Regions from separate parts of the Homo sapiens genome. Here region 2 is linked to region 1. Evidence: chromatin contacts called from ENCODE Hi-C data. All regions are on one chromosome and are shown on one strand. The core of a region is the stretch at or near the end of the contact, and the rest is flanking DNA. Distances in the headings are between cores, read along the strand shown.

Region 1 (7,313 bases), core at 3,385-5,884:
GGTTTGCATTATCAATAACTAAAAATACATTAGTAAAATGAAGGAGGAGTTGATTCCAGGCATTTCCATGTCAGGCCTATCTATTTGGGATGTTATAGAAAGGATGCATTATTATATCCCGTGAGAGGTGAGCCAATTCCACAGCCTTGAACATCTGTCTCCTCTAGTGCCAGAGGTTTTACTGCCACAATTCTTAAAATTAGTCTCCCCTGGAAACCTTAACATGATCAATGATATTACTGAAATTCTCTGCAGCAGATAATTACATATCTTTTTTAGAATTCTATTTACTAGTATTTGCTAGACAAAAATGACTTTAGGCAGGAGACACATCATGTCAGAATATATATTTTATTAATGCAGTGAATGGCCCTCTGGCCAGAAAAACAGAAGCCAAATATGGGCTTTTATGACTCGATTGTAAAATGCAGGGAAAAATATCAATGAATATTTATTGAGTGCCTACTATGGGCAAAGCACCTTAGGAGTACAGGTAAATCTACAACATAAACCCAGTCTGAAAGAATTATAATATGGAAGGGAGACAAGACATAAACACTAAAAACTCAACATTAAAAGTAATGATCAGTTTACAGAATGTTGTTACTAAAGAATTTCTGAGAGAGATTATTTTGCCATGATCCAGTCAGAAAAGTAGGATTTAAACCTTGTTGCAAAGAATAGGATTGAAAAGGCAAAGACAGTGTCTCAGGTCTGGAGTTGAAGGTGTGTTGCAGGGACAGAGAGCGAACCAATTCCACTGGATAGAAGATTTATGTTTCAGAAAAGTAGGAAAGAAGGGTGAAAGGGCAGGGTAGGAGTCTGAAAGCGCAGCCACAAATACGCAGTGCATGAGTTTTAACTTAATCCTAGACTTAATGTAAAGAGTGACTGCAGGAAAAGACGGCAGGGCAAGAGGCAAAGACAAGACTTGGGGTGTCAAAAAGACATACAGTCTGATGAACTGGAAAAGATTAATTTTTAATATGGTTATTTGTTATGCAGTCATGCTGTAGACCAGTAACATCATATGATAAATGACACAAATGTTTCCAAGTGTAAATCATCATATTCCAAGTAGGCAGCCACCAGTAGACACACATTTTCCATTGGGTCAAAAGGACCCAAAATTTTATTTGCACACAAAAGTATAGTTGTGTGTTTTTTCCCCTTGAGAACGGATCCCATAGGTAACATCTGAACAGCCCCCATCACGAAATCGCCGCTCTATGCTCCCCGCTGCCTGCGGTTGACTTAGTCATTTGTTGTGCCATAGGAAGGAGGTGACAGTTACTGCTTGGATATGTTTGTAGGGCATAACCTCAAAGGAACTTCCTCACACTCTATAGTAGAAAGAAATAAATGTTTGTTTTGAAAGATAAGTATGGGTAAGTAGAAAAAAATGCTCAAGGGCAAATACTTTTAAAAAAATGCTTTATGAAAGAATGTTGGGTTTTGTTTTTTTTCAAAAAAGGCAAGTTCAAGCAGACTATTTTTTTCCAAGAGTACTGCCTGCTTTTCTTCTTTCCAAAATTTGCCAGATTTTACAATCCACACAAAGCATATTTTCCCTAAGGATTAAGAGATCCTTTCTCCCTCATTAAAATTTTTATTTAAGAAATTAAGGGACCACAGGGTACCATATCCCATTATTTACATAGAGTGTGAAGTAATTTTGGACTCTCACACTTGACTTTTTTTTTTTACCAAACTTTGGAAATCAAGCAATGCCAGGTTCCTCAAATTCAAGTTTTGCTATTTTATAAAGATCACCTTAAAAAATTTTTTTTCCCAAGTCTCTACATGTGCCTCGTATATACCACCTATAAAATAGAAAAAAATTTAAATTCCAATACTATTATTTACAAGTATTTCAAATTAAAAGAAAAAAAAAAATAGCCGGGCGCGGTGCTCACACCTGTAATCCCAGCACTTTGGGAGGCCGAAGTGGGCGGATCACGTGAGGTCAGGAGTTTGAGACCAGCCTGACCCACACGGAGAAACCCCATCTCTACTAAAAATACAAAATTAGCCAGGCTTGGTGGCGCATTCCTATAATCCCAGCTACTTGGGAAGGCTGAGGAAGGAGAATCGCTTCAACCCGGGAGGTGGAGGTTGCGGTGAGCCGAGATCGCGCCATTGCACTCCAGCCTGGGCAACAAGAGCAAAACTCTGTCTCAAAATAAAGAAAAAAAATGACCAATTCCAAACCCAAACTATTTTGCCCTTCTTCTGTGTTGCTTCTGTAAGAATTCAGGTTTTATTGGATCTGCCTATCTTTATGCTATATTCTCTTCAGGAATTGTAAATTAAACTCCCAAACTTCAAGTACAAACAAGGTCCACATAATGAAAACAGTACAGGCCTTTAAAAGTATTGTTCATGTCTTTTTCTCATTCAGTTGGTTCTATTTCCTACTAGATGCTTATCCTTGAGCATGTCATTTCACCTTTCTCGGGTTCAATTTACTTTATTTTATTATTATTATTTTGAGACGGAGTTTTGTTCTTGCTGCGCAAGCTGGAGTGCAATGGCGTGATCTCGACTCACTGCAACCTCCACCTCACAGGTTCAAGCGATTCTCCTGCCTCAGCCTCCCAAGTAGCTGGGATTACAGGTGTGAGCCACCACGCCTGGCTTTGTTGTTGTTGTTGTTGTTTTGAGACGGAGTCTCGCTCTGTGGCCCAGGCTGGAGTGCAGTGGCATGATCTCGGCTCACTGCAAGCTCCGCCTCCCGGCTTAACGTCATTCTCCTGCTTCAGCCTCCCGAGTAGCTGGGACTACAGGCGCCCGCCACTACACCCAGCTAATTTTTTATATTTTTAGTAGAGACGGGGTTTCACCGTGTTAGCCAGGCTGGTCTCGAACTCCTGACCTCAGGTGATCCGCCCGCCTCGGCCTCCCAAAGCGCTGGGATTACAGGGATTACATATTGCCCAATCACCTTCCTTCCTTTCTCTATCATCATCACCACCACCAGCAGGCAGAGAAAAATACAGGGAATAAGGAAAACCAAGACTCTTTATGTTGCAAACATTTTTTTTCTTTTCTTTTTTTTTTTTTTGAGGCAGAATCTCGCTCTGTCGCCCAGGCTGGAGTGCAGTGGCGAGATCTCGGCTCACTCCAAGCTCCGCCTCCTGGGTTCATGCCATTCGCCTGCCTCAGCTGGGACTACAGGCGCCCGCCACCACGCCTGGCTAATTTTTTAATTTTTAGTTGGGAGGGGGTTTCACTGTGTTAGCCAGGATGGTCTCGATTTCCTGACCTCGTGATCCGCCCACCTCGGCCTCCCAAAGTGCTGGGATTACAGGCGTGAGCTGCCGCGCCCGGCCTGCAAACATTGTTTTTCAGGATACTTCAATGATTCAAAATGTAATGACTGGATTAGGAGGGTGGAGTAGGGGAGTAGTGGAAGAAATGTTTTAGCAGTTAAAGAGAAAAAGGCTGAATTGGTGAATTTTATTTTTTTGAGATAGAGTCTCACTCTGTCTCACAGACTGGAGTGCAGTGGTGCCATCTCAGCTTACTGCAACCTCCACCTCCTGGGTTCAAGCGATCCTCCCACCTCAACCTCCTGAGTAGCTGGGATCCATGCCCAGCTAATTTTTGTATTTTTGGTAGAGACAGGGTTTCACCATGTTGGCCAGGCTGGTCCTGAACTCCTGACCTCAAATGATCTGCCCACCTCGGCCTCCCAAAGTGCTGGGATTACAGGTGTGAGCCACTGTGCCCCACCAAGCTTGGTGAATTTTAAAGTTCTGGAACTTGGGTGTTTCTGACAACAAAGTTCAGATACATAAGTCACTGAAAAGTGTATACAGTGAAGCTGTATACAGTGAACTCTGGGAGGCTGAGGTGAAAGAATGAAAAATTTAGTTTCTGTTTGATTTACAAAGCCTTTGCTTCTTTCCTGTCTTCTTGCTTCCTGCCTTCTGTCCACTTCATTACTCATTAACCATTCCAGGAGAGATGGGGGTTGGGGGGTTGGGGGCGGGGAGAGACTCTTAAATCTGCACAATTAGTAGAATGTTGAGTGGGGAAAATTTTGATCTCCTTCTATATTTCATTTACACAAATGTCTCTGCCTTCCATTACCAGAGATGAGTTAACCCGGTACCAAATGGCCAAGACTTCTCCTCCCCCACCTTCTACAACCAATCAGATCAAGCTCACAACCTCCTTTCAGCCTCTACTGTCCCTGTCACATTAATCACCTTGGCTCCTATATTATTTATCCAGCTGGTCTCCCTCTTGCCCCCCAGTCCATCAGCAGCATGCAGTGTTGCCTAAGTATCCTTCTGAAACTCTAATCTGTTCATGCCATTCTCCTTATTATCATCTGTCAATGACTATCACCCACAGGATAGAGCCTAAACTTTTAAACATGACATTTCCACTTTCCATGACTGGCTCCTCTTTTCCCCACAGGCATCTTACACTCCAAACATACTAAATTACTTGCAATGTTCTCATCATGCCATGATCATTCCCACTTAACATGCCTTTGGACTTTTCCAAAATGCTTTTCTCTCCCTTGTCTACTTGACTCATTACTACTCATCTTTCAAGGCTTTTTTTATGAAGGCTTCTCTGATTTACAAAGACAGATTTGGCTGCCTCCTCCCAGAGTGTTTCCATGGCCCCATTTACCGCCAGTGATAGCATCATTCACATTGCTAAAAAGTTACGAATTACTATTCAAAGATACAGTTGTTAAATTGATGAATGCATAGTTGACAAAGCCAAGTTCTTATTTTCTCTCAAAAATTGCCAATATTGTAGACATTAGAAATGGTATCAAAAGACCCTGCAAACATTAATCTCAGCATTTTTCCTTATTCTGAAGCTTTTAATAAATCTACAAAGTTGATCAACAACAAATATTTACTGAGCTCTTCCTCTGTTGTATAATCACGATTCCAGGTACTAGATAGCAAAATGTTAAAACCGATAAATGTTGGTTTCATCCTTTTTTGTCTTCCCTAATTGAATTGTTTCTGGTACTAAAGGGTAAAACCTAAAAAGGCAGACACAAAGGGGAAATTATAGGCAATTCAAAGAACAGGTTTACAAACCACAAAGTGACAAGTTAAAGTTTCACATGCTCTGTAAATAACTCTGACACCAACAGTTTTCTTTATAAAGATAGGCCTCTCTACATTTAGAGTAATAGACAGATTCTGGGTGGCCCAGAAGAATAAAATGTACTTCTGTGAGGGAATCAAATTTACTCACAGCTTCCACTGCAAATCTGCAACGTGCAAACTCTGTGAAGCAGGCAAGACTAAGATCTTGGACTGAATCTCTTTGCTTCCTCAAGTGCCTCTGAAGTGCACAAAAGCTGAAAGAAGGGAATGTGGAAAGCAGAAGGTCTTTTGGCTGTGTGTATTATTTTGACTGAATTGACAGGTCAATCTATTTCATGTAGATATTTTCTTTATTCAGTAACAGATTTTGTTAACAGATCGTTTGTGCTATAAATGGAGCACATCCGTTACAATAAATTCTACTCCACTAGTTCATTTCTTATTAAAATTATCCTTATTAAGAAATCCTACATTTTTATCAGCTCTTGTAATCCATTAGTTTAGAAATAAGTTAGAGCACCTAAAAATATTCCTCCCAAACATAAACAGCTTCTAGATATTTTTTTCTCCACCTATCATTCTAGCATTTTTTTTTTCTTTCTGAGACAGGGTCTTGCTCTGTCACTTGGGCTGGAGTGCAGTTGTGGGAACATGGCTCACCACAGCCTCAACCTCCTGGGCTCAAAGGGATCCTCCCACCTCAGCCTCCTGAGTAGCAGGGACTATAGGCACAAGCCCCCAGGCCTGGCTAATTTTTTGTAGATGTTTTGGCCAATGAACGTTTTTCACTATTTTTTTTTTTTTTTTTGGAAGACAGAGTCTCACTCTGTCGCCCACGGTGGAGTGCAGTAGCACGATCTCGGCTCACTGCAACCTCTGCCTCCCAGGTTCAAGCAATTCTCTGCCTCAGCCTCCCAAGTAGCTGGGATTACAGGCACCCACCATCATGCTCAGCTAATTTTTGTATTTTTAGTAGAGACGGGGGTTTCACCATGTTGGCCAGGCTGGTCTTGAACTCCTGACCTCGTGATCCACCCACCTCAGCCTCCCAAAGTGCTGGGATTACAGGCGTGAGCCACTGCACCTGGCTGTTTTTCACATTTTATGTAGACATTTATTTTCACATGTATCTTGACATTCCCTGCAGCTCATTGTGGGGGGCAATTAAGGCAGAGAATAAGTGTTACCTGCGGCCAATAAGAAATAATGAATTTCTGGCCAGGCGCGGTGGCTCACGCCTGTAATCCCAACACTTTGGGAGGCTGAAGCAGGTGGATCATCTGAGGTCAGGAGTTCAAGACCAGCCTGGCCAACATGGTGAAACTCTGTCTCTACCAGAAATACAAAAGTTACCCAGGCATGGTGGTGGGCACCTGTAATCCCAGCTACTCAGGAGGCTAAGGCAGGAGAATCTCTTGAACCCTGGAGGCTGCAGTGGGCTGAGATCGCACCACTGCACTCCAGCATGGGCAACGGAGCAAGGCTCCATTTCAAAAAAAAAAAAAAAGAAAGAAATGATGAATTTCTTTTAGGGGCCTTCCAATTTGCCCAGGCTGGTCTCAAACTCCTGAGCTCAAGAGATGTTCCCAAAGTGTTGGGATTACAGACCACCGCCCAGCCAACTTCCAATATTTTAATACCTAAATTAACAACTCTTCTAACACATTGGCCTCCATTTTCTCCTTATCTTCATCCTTAGTTCCATATATCTCTAACTCTTATCACCTGAGCTACCTGTTAGCACAGAGAAACTCCAGGTTTCCTCAGCATTTAAAAATGGCCTGCCTGGCCAGGTGTAGCGGTTTATGCCTGTAATCCCAGCACTTTGGGAAGCTGAGGCAGGAGGATTGGGACCAGCCTGGGCAACATCATGACGCCCTGTCTCTAAAAAAAAAAAAAAAAAAAGTTTTGTTTTTTTGTTTTTTTTAATTAGCTGGGTGTCGTGCTGCATGCCTGTTGTCCCAGCTACTCAGGAGGTTGAGGTGAGAGGGTCATTTGAGCCCAGGAGTTTGAGGTTGCAGTGAGCTATGACTGCACCACAGCACTCCAGCCCTGGCAAAACAGCGAGACCCTGTCCCAAAACAAAAAGGCCCACCTTCTAGGGTCTTGACTTGGAACTGCTCCTATGTCCTCAGCTGTCCTCAGTTTTCCTATTGCCTTGCTCTCAGTAAACCTGTATCTCACCCTCGTTGAGATACAGTTTTTTCTGGCTAGCCATTTTAGCAA
Region 2 (7,313 bases), core at 3,172-5,671, 610 kb before region 1:
TTAGGATTGACTTGGCGATGCGGGCTCTTTTTTGGTTCCATATGAACTTTAAAGTAGTTTTTTCCAATTCTGTGAAGAAAGTCATTGGTAGCTTGATGGGGATGGCATTGAATCTGTAAATTACCTTGCTCATCATCACTGGCCATCAGAGAAATGCAAATCAAAACCACTATGAGATATCATCTCACACCAGTTAGAATGGCAATCATTAAAAAGTCAGGAAACAACAGGTGCTGGAGAGGATGTGGAGAAATAGGAACACTTTTACACTGTTGGTGGGACTGTAAACTAGTTCAACCCTTGTGGAAGTCAGTGTGGCGATTCCTCAGGGATCTAGAACTAGAAATACCATTTGACCCAGCCATCCCATTACTGGGTATATACCCAAAGGACTATAAATCATGCTGCTATAAAGACACATGCACACGTATGTTTATTGCGGCACTATTCACAATAGCAAAGACTTGGAACCAACCCAAATGTCCAACAATGATAGACTGGATTAAGAAAATGTGGCACATATACACCATGGAATACTATGCAGCCATAAAAAATGATGAGTTCATGTCCTTTGTAGGGACATGGATGAAATTGGAAACCATCATTCTCAGTAAACTATCGCAAGAACAAAAAACCAAACACCGCATATTCTCACTCATAGGTGGGAATTGAACAATGAGATCACTTGGACACAGGAAGGGGAATATCACACTCTGGGGACTGTGGTGGGGTCGGGGGAGGGGGGAGGGATAGCATTGGGAGATATACCTAATGCTAGATGACATGTTAGTGGGTGCAGCGCACCAGCATGGCACATGTATACATATGTAACTAACCTGCACAATGTGCACATGTACACTAAAACTTAGAGTATAATAAAAAAAATAATAATAATAAAAAAAAAATAAAGTATGTAATGCAAAGATATCTTACGCAGTATTAAAGTATATGCAGAAGTCATTGATCTTCTTCAAAATAAAGAATAAAGTAACTTTTATTGAATGTTCAGGATGTGCCAAACATATTCTAAGGATTCTGCAAACATTAAGTCTTTAGATAATGCTGTGAGATAAGGAAACACTTTACGGATGAAAAAACTGAGGCTTGGAGAGATTAATATAATTGCCCCAGATTACACCTAGTAAGGAGTCTATATTAATTACTTGTAGCTGCTGTAATAAAGTAACACAAACTTGGTGGATTACAAAAACAGAAATTTATTTTCTTTAATTATTGGAGGCCCAGAGTCTGAAAACACTATCGCTGTGCCAAAATCAAGGGGTGACAGGGCCGCCCTGTCTCCAGAGGCTCTAGGAGAGATTCCGATGCCTGCCTCTTCCAGTTTTTGATGGTTGCTAGTATTTTTTGGTTTGTGGACACATTACTCTCATCTTCAAGGCCAGCATCTTTGAATTTCTCATTACTTAATTGAAAGGGTTTGGCTGTGTCCCCAACCAAATCTCATTTTGAACTGTAGTTCCCATAATCCCCAGATGTCATGGGAGGGACCTGGTGGGAGGTAATTAGATCATGGAGGCAGTTTCCGCATGCTGTTCTCACGATAGTGAGTGAGTTCTCAGAAGACCTGATGGTTTTATAAGGGGCTTCCCCCTTGGCTTGGCACTCATTCTTCTTCTCCTTTCTGCCACCATGTGAAGAAGAACATATTTGCTTTCCTTTCCGCCATGATTGAAAGTTTTCTGAGGCCTCCTCAGCCATGCTGAACTGTGAGTCAATTAAACTTCTTTCTTTATAAATTGCCCAGTCTCCAGTATCTCTTCATTAGCAGCATGAGAACAGACTAATACATTTATCTTCATAGCACCTTCTCTGAGATGTGTGTGTCTAATCTCTCTGTGTCTGTCTTATAAAGACACTCTTGATGGCCTACGTTAGTTTGTTAAGGTAGCCATAACAAAATACCAAACTTGGTAGTTTAGACAACTGACATTTATTTTCTCAGTTCTGGAGGCTGGAAGTCCAAGCTCAAGATGTGGAAAGGTTTGGTTTCTTCTGAGGCCTCTCTTCTTGGCTTGCAGAAGGCTGTCTTCTTGCTGTATCCTCACAAGATCTTTCCTCTGCCTAAACCCATCCCTGGTGTCTCTTTATGTGTGCTAATCTTCTCTTCTTATGAGGACACTAGTTATATTAGGTTAGGTGCCAACCCAACAGCCTCATTTAAACTTAGTTATCTTCTTAAAGGCCTTCTGTCCCAATACAGTCATAATCTGAAGGACGAAGATTAGGATTTTACCATATGAATCTGGGGGAACGCAATTCAGCCTATAAAAGCACCTGATAGGATAATCCAGAATAATCCCCTCATCTCAACAGCCTTCATTTAATCACCTCTGTGAAAACTTTATAAGGTAACTCACTGGTTTCCAGAGATTACGACCTTCTGTCTTTTGAGGGCCATCACTCAACTCAACACAGGGTAAACCTAGGATTAAACAGGCAGTCTGTGTCTCGGGCCTCTGACATTTACCGCAATAATATACCTCATCTGCAATATGTAACTTTTGTCTAGCTACAAAGAAAACACTATGGATAAAAATGTTAACAAAATGCTAGACTATGATAAAATGCAGATTAGACTAAAATAAAAATACATATATATGTATATGTATACATATATATTTTGTGTGTGTGTGTGTGTGTGTGTGTGTATGCTGGACATTTTAAGGAAGGGAGAGAGAAAATGAAACTGGTATTTTTGGAGGGTTAGTTGTCCTGTGGTTTGGAGTCTGGTGTAAATAGACACCTGAGATTGGAGTCTAGGACGGCGAGTAGGAAACTATTACAGTAGTTTATTCACAAAATGGTAAGGGCCTGAGCCAGGGTAATGGTGAGAGGAGAGGAAAGCTTGGGCAGGAGAAATGAAAGAAATGCCAAAACCTGTGACTGAGTGGGTCAGAAGGACAACAGAGACAGAAAAATGTTCACCCCTTCAACAACATTTATAAGCACCATCTGGATGCCATCCATTGTTTGGATCCAAATATGGAGAGTTAAATCACATTTCTTAACTTCAAAAAGTACATAGTGTAATGAAAAATGAGAGCAAATAAACAAATGCTTAAAATAGGGTGTGATGAGAACTCCATGCAGGAACACAGTATAAAAGCACTGCATGGAATGGGTGTGTACATCAGGAAAGGGGTTTTATGTTAGGTTCTTCCAGAAGCCAACTCAAAGATTTCATTTCAAGCAAAAGGTGAGATGAATAAATACAACTGGAGTAATAGGGAATTGAGTAGTGGGAGAGAGGGAAGCCAATGAAGGATTAATTTTCAAGCAAGTTATCAGTGTGGGTAACTGGAGCTCAGTCAGTCCTGCCGGGGAGCTCTGTGGGGAGCCAGTGCAGAACATATTCAGCATTATCTCACCCAGGGGTGAGGGAGCTAGGAGATTTCTATATGAGAGTCACAATGAAAAACTAGAAAACGTAGTGGTAATTGTCATAGAGATGCCATAGGATCTGGCTAAAGAACAAAACTCATCTTTCACATTTAAGTCTTAATTTAGTAGCCCTAATTAAGATTTCAGTCATGGGGAAATGTTTCTGTTTTATATCACCAGAGAAGAAAAAGATTTGGTTAATACTTAGAATGCATCAGAAACATTCAACCGAATAATTACATATTGATGTAATAACAGAGTATCCACCTCTCAGCATGAAGCGTGTATGTGTTTTTTTCTGGTTCCTTAAGATGCTCCATACACAGGATCTGCATTTGCCACCTTCTATAGTTCAGGATTCTAATTCTTACAAATGAGTTGACTGTGCAAATAAGGCAGCATATCTCTGTGTTAACATTCATTTCTCTTTTACTTCATTTCTTTAAAGGTTTCATAGAAATCTTTTTTTTTAACAAAGGACTATTCCACAATATGACAATAAACTGGATTTCTATAGTCACAGGAATAAAAGAAAATCCACTGAGCTTATAGAGACAGCTCTTGATTTCCACCTGAGCTTGTTTTCCTTGCAGCAGCCTAGATTATAAATCACTCAGAACTTCCCTGCATAAGCGCCTCCCTTCACCGTGACTTCCCACTCCCTTATACTGCGTGCACTCAGTGCCTTATCAAACTCTTAGAGTGCTAACCCATCAGGGATCTTATCACCTGCAGTTTTTATGGACTGTTCAATAATGAAAATAGAGAGGAGTTTGAACTCCTTGACATGGAAACCTTCAAGAAGCTATGGAATGTGGTCACTGGTATTTCTGGTATCTTTTAAATGTCAAGAGAGCAGAATTTCTCTTGTCAGTTGTCACAGCAAGGCTAACAATTAAAGCCATCTGCTCTTCATTTCACTCCCCAAGGGCTTCTTTCATTTTTCATCAACTTCCTGTTGTTGACAGCACAGTTCCTCCCAGTTTCTCTCTGAAACTGTGAGGTCACCACCAGGCTCAGGCCATTCCGTGAACTGCTGATTTGGTTCCAAACTCCAGAATGCCCTTTGGCCCAGGAGCTCCAGCCTCCAGTAACTGGAACCCCAGGCATATCCAGATCTGGAAGAATGTCAGCCTTTCCCTAAGCAATACAATGAGGGCAGTGGGGATGCCAATGCCAGAACCTGCATCATGGCAGATCCGGCTTGGCTTGGGACCTTTTTCTTTAAGAAAAAAACAGAAAGAAAGGAAAAGAAGAAATAGGGAAAGAATAAAGGAAGAAAGGGAAAGAGGAAGGGAAGGAGGAAGAAAGGAAAGGAGGGAGGGAGGAAGAAGGAAAAAATGCACAGGAAGAAAACAGAAAAAAAAAGGAAGAAAACAGGGAAGGAAATGGAAAGGAAAGAGGGAAGGGAAAAAAAGGAAAGGGAAGGGAAGAGGTAAGAAACGAAAGAGGGAAGGAAAGACGTAAGGGAAGTAAAGAAGGAAGAGAAGGGAAGGAAAGGGGAGGGGAAGAGAGGAGAGGGGAGGGGAGTGGAGGGGAGGGGAGGGGAAGGGAGGGAAGGGAAGGGAAGGGAAGGGAAGGGGAGGGGAGGGGAGGGGAGGGAAGGGAAGGGGAGGGGAGGGGAGGGGAGGGGAGGGGAGGGGAGGGAAGGGAAGGGAAGGGAAGGGAAGGGGAGGGGAGGGGAGGGGAGGGGAGGGAAGGGAAGGGAAGGGAAGGGAAGGGAAGGGAAGGGAAAGGAAGGGAAGGGAACTAAGAAATCTCAAAGGTGAACTAACTATAATGATTCAGACCAATGATTTTGCTTATTAATGTACTCAAATGAGATCTTTGTTGTTACTGTGTTGTTACTTTGTTGTTACTGTGAAAGTGCCACAAAATGATAAGAAAAGTAATCCCATTACTGAGAAGGAAAGCGTGTTACAGTTCTGGGGATAGAGTTGTTTTTCTGCCTGATATCTAAGGTCATTATATATAATTGATATGCTTATAAAACTTGTGAATTCATAATATAACATTTAAATAAACTCATTTTTCAACCCAATCCAGAAAAAAAAACACAAAGTTTCTAGAAATTCTATTGGAATAAAGATCATGTATAGCTAGGGAAATAGTCTTTATTTCAAACAGAAATTCTAAAATACCTTATCACAGTTGTTAATAAAATTTTCAGTTTTATTTTTACATTTCTAACCAAAGCTAACAAATACATATTAATGAATAATTCTCTAGCTCTGTAGATAGCAGAATCAAACAAGTCATTTCAGGGCCCCACACATGTAGTATTTGCCTGGTACGGGTGGAGTTTCATTTATTTTGGAGTAGCAAATTAGTCACTAGAGAGATGCACGAACTTAGGTCTCTAATGTACTGTTTAGTAAATTGCTGCTGTAGTCTTTCATAATGTAATGCCTCATGTGAAGCACTGAGTAGTTAGCCTGCTTGGCTCATTAAGAATAGAGTTGTAGTAAATATCCTTCATGTAATTGTCCCTGGATACCCGTGAGCTTATAAAGCCACAGTGCCAACACCATGTGTGAGTTTTAAGTTCATGTCAAATCGCGTCTGCTGTATACATTTTTTTGGAAAGCACAGAGTGTCTAAAATCACAAACGTCAATGAGGCTTCCAAACAGCTTCTGTCCTACGGGGACATTCAGAATGGTGAGAGGCTTGGACAATGTTGTTTCCTAAGAATCATCACGCTGTAATTCCTTTGAATGTTCTCTTTCAGAAGCTAGATCAAAGTTATTAAAATTTGTTTTCTAGATCCTTCTTCAGCACATATCAAATAAATATCAGTCTAATAAGGAATAAAATTTTCTTCAGCATGTCTGGAGACACACTTTTGAGTAAACTACTTCACTGGGGACACAGCACTATAGCAACCTTGGGCTCAAACTTAAGCTACGTAGCTATTTATGTTGATACATCTGTTTTTCTCACCTTCTGTTTCTGACAAAATGACAAAATAGTATGGCCTCTTCCCTAAGATCTAACCTTAGGAAAGTGAGAAATGCAAGCCAGAGGTTAATGAATTATGAAAATAAATGAAAAAAGAAAAGAAAAAAAACAACTCTGGTGGGTGCCAGCAGTGTGGCATAAAATGGGAGCAGGCATTTGCATAAAGGAGAAAACAACACTCACATATCAATAATACCAAAAAATAAAATCTAAAAGGCCTTGCATGGAAAATGATGATAGCTGGCCTTGAAATGATGAGTGTGATTAACTTACCTCTCTGCACTTAAGGGCCAAAGAAAGTAAAAATAAAAATAAGAAAGAGTCCAAGGTGAACGACGGAGCCCAAGTTTACCTAAGTTTACTCCTAGTATCAAGTGAAAATAGAAAAATAAGAGTAAAATAATATTAGTGTTAGAAAACAGGAAGGGATTTTTAGTGAAATTTATGGAAGTTATGAATCAAATGGAATCAAATTAATAATTAAAAAAACAACACCTGGAATAAAGATCTTCTGATCAACAGAAACTTCAAGAGAGAGAGAGCATCATAATTTTTTCTATTTCAGTCCTGTAAGGAAAATCCAAATGCAAACAAGCAGAGGCTGGAAATGGGTGAAGGCCATGGGACTGTTGGTTCCATAATATAATGATTTCTCTACCAACATCAACAAATGTGAAACATCCAGCCACAGTGTCAACTTCAAGAAAAGAAAGATTTCAAAGTAGAGTGGGAGAACCACCATGAAGATTCTCAGCATAAGGCCAGAGAGAAAAGTAGCAATATTATCTAGGCTACTGTTATGGATTAAGTGTTTTTTTAAAAAAATAAAAACAGGAAAAATCTCTGCAGAGCAGTAAAATTCTCTGAACCTGTTTTATCTCCAGGATAAACCTTTTTCTATTTCTCAATTGAAAGGGTCATCGCACAGTCATCTTGTTTCCTGCTTGTGCA

The links. A loop is a pair of places that touch in the nucleus more often than their neighbours do. Pooled maps may share reads with other maps.
Region 2: a pooled map shows a loop between it and region 1 (2.9-fold over the local background). The contact joins two enhancer-like sites. A Hi-C loop is called at or near these places in 3 of 168 maps with a recorded cell type or tissue (gastrocnemius medialis and heart left ventricle) and 3 of 50 pooled maps.

The regions. Positions count from the first base shown.
Region 1 is chr4:123,410,157-123,417,469 of GRCh38, reverse strand. No RefSeq gene overlaps it. Among named protein-coding and RNA genes, the nearest start is that of SPRY1, 17 kb to the right of the region's middle. Within about 2 kb of position 4,634, at least 2 of the 41 ENCODE cell types and tissues checked have a DNase peak (open chromatin) inside an H3K27ac peak, as active enhancers do.
Region 2 is chr4:124,016,004-124,023,316 of GRCh38, reverse strand. No RefSeq gene overlaps it. Among named protein-coding and RNA genes, the nearest start is that of LINC01091, 370 kb to the right of the region's middle. Within about 2 kb of position 4,421, at least 14 of the 41 ENCODE cell types and tissues checked have a DNase peak (open chromatin) inside an H3K27ac peak, as active enhancers do.